2 separate regions of the Homo sapiens genome follow, and region 2 is linked to region 1. The links are chromatin loops, found by intact Hi-C in ENCODE. Cell type or tissue: breast epithelium. All regions are shown on one strand. Each heading gives the region's core, and the rest is flanking DNA. Links, peaks and the distances in the headings are about the cores only.

Evidence for each region. Peaks named below come from ENCODE experiments on the same cell type or tissue, not always from the same donor. Only the 100,000 strongest peaks of a DNase experiment are listed, where the experiment ranks them.
Region 2: it touches region 1 in a loop (20-fold over the local background); 5 of 110 quality-filtered maps call a loop at or near these places.

The regions. Positions count from the first base shown.
Region 1 is chr4:2,400,565-2,403,474 of GRCh38, forward strand. The region is part of intron 1 of ZFYVE28 (zinc finger FYVE-type containing 28); the gene reads right to left. Among named protein-coding and RNA genes, the nearest start is that of ZFYVE28, 17 kb to the right of the region's middle. RefSeq lists enhancers at 802-861, 982-1,653. In breast epithelium, for the core only: no CTCF peak of the experiment used is centred there; a DNase peak (open chromatin) is centred at 1,644; H3K4me3 peaks cover 1,344 bases.
Region 2 is chr4:2,347,512-2,350,421 of GRCh38, forward strand. The region is part of intron 2 of ZFYVE28 (zinc finger FYVE-type containing 28); the gene reads right to left. It overlaps LOC105374352 (a long non-coding RNA gene), which reads right to left. Exons shown (of 2, transcript XR_925056.3): 1 at 1-2,910. Among named protein-coding and RNA genes, the nearest start is that of ZFYVE28, 70 kb to the right of the region's middle. In breast epithelium, for the core only: no CTCF peak of the experiment used is centred there; no DNase peak of the experiment used is centred there.

The DNA of each region.
Region 1 (2,910 bases), core at 96-2,595:
ATAAAGGGGAGTTCATTAAGTATTAACTCACACAATCACAAGGTCCCACAATAAGCTGTCTGCAAGCTGAGAAGCAAGGAGAGCCGAGTCCCAAACAGAAGAACCTGGAGGCCGATGTTCCAGGGCAGGAAGCATCCAGCACAGGAGAAAGCTGTAGGCTGGGAGGCTAGGCCGGTCTCGCCCTTTCACGTTCTTCTGCCTGCTTTACATTCCAGCCGTGCTGGCAGCTGATTAGTTTATGCCCACCAGATTAAGGGTGGGCCTGCCTTTCCCAGCCCACTAACTCAAATGTTAACATCCTTTGGCAGCACGCACACAGACACACCCAGGATCAATACTTTGTATCCTCCAATCCAATCAGGTTGGCAGTATTAACCATCACACAGGGTGAAAAATTCTAGACCAACAGGATTCAGCTATTGACTGTGGTTGACTTATACTCTCTTTGTCCACAAGGACTGGAGGTGGCAGACGTCACACACACCCTGAGAATGTCCCCAGGTGAGCACAGTGGGGGATGGAAACTGGTACCTAGGGAGGAAGGCTGGGCAGGTGGGCCGTCACGAGCCTCTCCCCAGTTCCCAGGGGAAACATTTGCTCCATGGAACTAAGGGGGGCCCCGAAGGGGATGGCCAGTGGAGGCACTGACACTGCAGGGCCCTGCCACCTTGCAGTGGTCACAGCTCACACGCAACGACACATGGCCCAAGGGGGAGGTGCCGATTCATCCTGTGCAGAGCCACCCCAGGGGTGCCCCAGTTACAGGGGCAGGGAAGCACTGCCACCTCCATCTCACACAGGCGGCTGGGGCTAGGGCAGGAGTCCCGGTGCCCACATCCCACCCTCACAGCCTGTGCAGTAGGTGGCCCAGGGCCCGGGTCGCAGGGACACACCCTCCCGGCCGGGCAGCACTCAGAAGCTGTCCTAACCACAGGGTGCTTTCACTCTGACACCAGACGGTGCTACCTGCCCCACCCCAGGCCCTCCCCCTCCTCCTTCTGGCTCTGTGAGTTCTGAGCCAAGGAAGAGAGTGTCTACAGAGAGGTTTTTCAGAGGATAAAACTGCCTTTTCCATGGGCCTGCCTTTTTGGTCAGAGTTGCCAGGAGCCAAAAGGAGTGCCTCCTTGCGGTCCCCTCGCCGCCCCGCACCGCAGTCCACCCCAAGAACCTCTATGACCCCCGGGGCTCAGGTGCAGAGCAGAGGCCACAGTTCCACAGGAGCCTCTTCATCCATCAGCAGCAAAACCCTCGGGGGTCCCAGTGGTAGCGGGGGTCCCGGCCCAAGACCTGGGCTGCGTCCTCTCCTCGAGCCTCTCATGAGAAAGACCTTTCAAACAAAACCAGTTCACTTGGCCCTCCCAGCGCTCCCTGAAGCCCCGTGTGCGTGGTGGTGGCCAGCCTGAGGGATTTGGGTCGGGCAGCTCACGACGACCCTGAGGCTTTGTCATGCTGCAGTCTCTGCTGTCAAGAGACACAGAGGAAGAAATCCCGGTCCTGCCGGCTGTGGAGGGACAGTGGTAGCAGCTTTTAAAATCCTCTCCCTGGCGCTGGAGGAGGGACTTGCTCAGCTGGGTCCCCAGTGAGCATGGAGCTCTGCTGCCACCGCTCCCCTCATGGCACCAGGCACCGCACAGACAGCGCTGCAGCTGGGAGCTCGTTTCAACCTGGAGACAGCCCTGCTGGGTGGGCGGGGCCCCTCCTCCCCAACTCCTCCCAAGGTCAGCTGCTCCAGGGCTTGGATCAGTAAGTCGGCCAGGCAAGCCGGCACCGCCCCCGCCATCAGACACCATCTCCCGCCCCGCCCGCTGCAGGAGCAGAAGGTGCTGGAAGGCCATGTCCTGCAGCCTCTGCTTGGCTATGGTCCCCAGAAGTCCTGATGGGTCAGCAAGAGCTGTATTAAGCAGAGCAGGCAACAGCGGCAAAAACTAGCAGAACATCCTCAAGCCAGGACTGCATGTGAGGAAGACAGCGCCAGCATCACTGTTTCATAGTCGGATCCACAAAGCCCGGGGAAGTGGCCGGCAGAAGACAACACGGAAGCCACACAGCAGAGAGCGGGCAGGGAACGCGGTAGACAGTCGCACAACAACACTCACACAGATGCCAAGAAAAAGGCTTAGAAGGGAATATTAAAAACCGTAGCAGCTGTACCAGACTAATAAGCTTAGGTGCGTTTGTGCTCTATTTACCCACCCACATCTAATGATACACCAGTGCTGGAATTTAAGCTCACTCTGCTCTCAGTCAGCCTCTCACTGCATGAAAACCAGGGCAGCACTGACCCATCCCTGCAGGGCCAAGCCTGCCCCCTCCACCAAGGCCCCTCCTCCTAGCTCAGGACCCGGTCAGCTAACACCAGCATGGTCTTCACAGGACGTGCCTACCACCCATCCAGCACCCTCAGAAACAGGATCCCCATTTGGGAGTCTCCATGAGGCTGGCGTGCCATTATCCGTGTTTGAGGAAAGTCAAAGTGCAATGCTGACCTCTCTGACAATGCAGGGCACACAGAACAATACAGGTCCTTTCCCCGTGGCCGCCTGATGACCCCTCTGGGCTGTGGCCCAAGCCTGTGTGGCCCCAGCTGCCTTCTCCTCAGCTACCAGGGCTGCCCTGAGCCCCAGCTCCTCACAGATGCCCCCACACTTCCAGGGCTACAGCCCAGGAGGGGAAAAAGCCTGTACCCCAGCGTCGGGTCTGCAGAGGGATCTGAGATGGGCAAAGGACTAGTGGGACCTTGTCACTGCCACTCAAGTGGGGGCGTGGGAAGCAGTGCGTGGAACCTTCCATTGAGAGAAAGATGCAGTCACACACACGAGTGTCAACACGCAATATGAGCCTTCCAGAATTCTCGGAGCACGGCCCTGGCCATCCCTGGATCGTGGCGGGAGGACATAGCGCACTTCTGAA
Region 2 (2,910 bases), core at 233-2,732, 53 kb before region 1:
TGGGCCATGAAACAAGCCTCAATACGTGTAAAAATAATCCAAGTCACACAAAGTATATCCTCTGACCACAATGGAATTAAATTAGAAATCATTAAGAGAAAGATCTCTAGAAAAATCCATAAATATTTGAAAACTAAATAACACACTTTTAAATACTCACGAATCAAACATGAAATCAAAGAGGAAATCAAAAGTATTGTGAATGAAATGAAAGTAAAAATACAACATATCAAAATTTATGGAATGCCACTAAAGCAGCAATTACAGAGAAATTTAAACCACTAAATACCTAAATTAGAAAAGAAGAAAGGCATTCATTCTCTAACCTCAGTTGCCACATTAAGAAACTATAAAGGTTCTGTTTTTAAGTCTACTACATAAAAATAAAAAAAGAAACTAGAGAGAGAAGAGTAAATGAAACCCAAAGCAAACAGAAGAAAGGAATAGCAACAATCAGAGCAGAAATTTAATGAAAGAGAAAAGATTAAAGCAATAGAGAAAATCAATGAAGCTAAAATAGTTCCTTTGAGAATATCAGTAAAATTGATAAAACTCTATCAACACAGTTCAGAATGAAAACAGAAGATACAACTTAATAACAGGAACGAGAGAGGTGACATCGCGGTGGATCCTACATATATTAAAAGGATTATAAGGAAATATTACAAACAACTTATGCCAATAAATTCAACAACTTAGATGAAATTTCTTAAAAGGCATAAACTACCAAATCTCTCTCAAGAAGAAATTTCTGAAATAATGTGAAAACCCTATATTTATTCAAGAAATTAAATTTGTAGTTAAAAATCTTCCTACAAAGAAAACTCCAGTTCCAGATAGATTAATAGTGAATTCTACCAAACATTTAAGAAGAACTAACACTACACAAACTCTTCCATAAAACTGAAGAGGACAGAATCCTTCACAACTCATCTATGACACTGTCTTGACACCAAAATCAGACAAAGACTGTGGGCCCATATCCCTAATGAATATTGATCCAAAAATTCCTAACAAAATTTTAGGAAACTGAATTCAATAATGCGTAAAAGGATAATGTACCATGAACGAGTGGGATTTATCCCAGGAATGCAGGAGTAATTTTTTTTAACATTCAAAAATCAATCAATGTATGCTTATGCTCTTCCTGGACCAAATAAGGCAGAATCTCTGGGATTGGGTCCTGGCATCTATATTTTTTAAGCTTTCACAAGGACTGTGAACCATGGATATGGTCTAACATCTGCATTTTCTTAGCAACATATCTGATCTCTTCTCTATTTTTAAGAATCTATTTTTATTTAGGGCCAAATTCTGTCTTTTATCTTTGTAGCATATTTGTGATTCCCAGCTGGTTCTCTGATCCTCTTTCTACCAGAGAACTAAAATGATGCGTCTTCCATCATTTTGTAAGACAAGAAGACACCAAGAGTTCCAGCTACCCTGACCTTTGGATGCTATGGCATCAGGCAAACAACCCCTTGTTTTCTGTTTATTGCATGTTCTGACAGACGAGTCACCCAGTCTGAGTGGATTTAGTGTTCTAATTCATGAAATAAGAGAATCGGACCAGATGAGCCCAAAGTCTCTTTCAGTGCTATAGATAATTATAACTCTCAAATAGCTATGGTGAGAAGGCTGAATGTATATACTGGCATGAGATTCAAACTTTTGGCAGCTCGACACAGTTTACAATTGTTTATGTGATACCATAGCTATCATATGCCAAAAAGAGTAAGTCACACTATTCAAAAAGAAAATATGCAAACACCGCATATTCTCACTCATAGGTGGGAATTGAACAATGAGAACATATGGACACAGGAAGGGGAACATCACACTCTGGGGACTGTTGTGGGGTGGGGGGAGGGGGGAGGGATAGAATTGGGAGATATACCTAATGCTAGATGATGAGTTAGTGGGTGCAGCGCACCAGCATGGGACATGTATACATATGTAACTAACCTGCACATTGTGCACATGTACCCTAAAACTTAAAGTATAATAATAAAAAAAATAAAATAAATTAAAATGTAAATGAATCAGCCAAGCGTTCCCTGTTTCAATGATATAACTGAGTGCCTACTGTGTACTAGGCACTGGGATGTACTGGTGAGTGTTGTGTGTACACACAGCCCTGCCCTCATGGCATCTGCATGCTGCTATTGCTGTTGAGTGATGGAGTGGATACTAATAAAAAGTCAGTATTTATCGAGTAAAAAAAACCATCAATGTAATTTACCATAATAAAAATAACATGATAATCTCCGTTGACACACAAAAAAAGCATCTGAAAAAAAAAATCTAACATCTATTCCTAATAAGAACTCTCAGCAAGCTATGAGTAGGTGGCAACTGCCTTGGCCTGACAAAGGGTAGCTACGAAAATCCTACAGCTAACATCACGCTTATCTTTGGGGAGAAAGCATTCAGAGTTCCATCATTAACAAAAGATGTCTGCTCTCACCACTTCTATTCAACTTTGTACTGGAATTCTAGCTAGTTCAATAGGGTGACACACAGACACACACACACACACACACACACACACACACTCGGCATCCAGAGAGAAAAGGAAGAAGTGAAGATTATCTTTATTGGCAAAAAATTTAACAGAATCTACAAAAAGCTGCCAGAAATAATAAGTGTATTTAGAAAGTATGATATTGTAGGCCGGGCGCAGTGGCTCACGCCTGTAATCCCAGCACTTTGGGAGGCCGAGGCAGGTGGATCACGAGGTCAGGAGATCGAGACCATCCTGGCTAACATGGTGAAACCCCATCTCTACTAAAAATACAAAAAATTAGCCGGGCGAGGTGGCGGGCGCCTGTAGTCCCAGCTACTCGGGAGGCTGAGGCAGGAGAATGGTGTGAACCTGGGAGGCGGAACTTGGACTGAGCCGAGATCGCG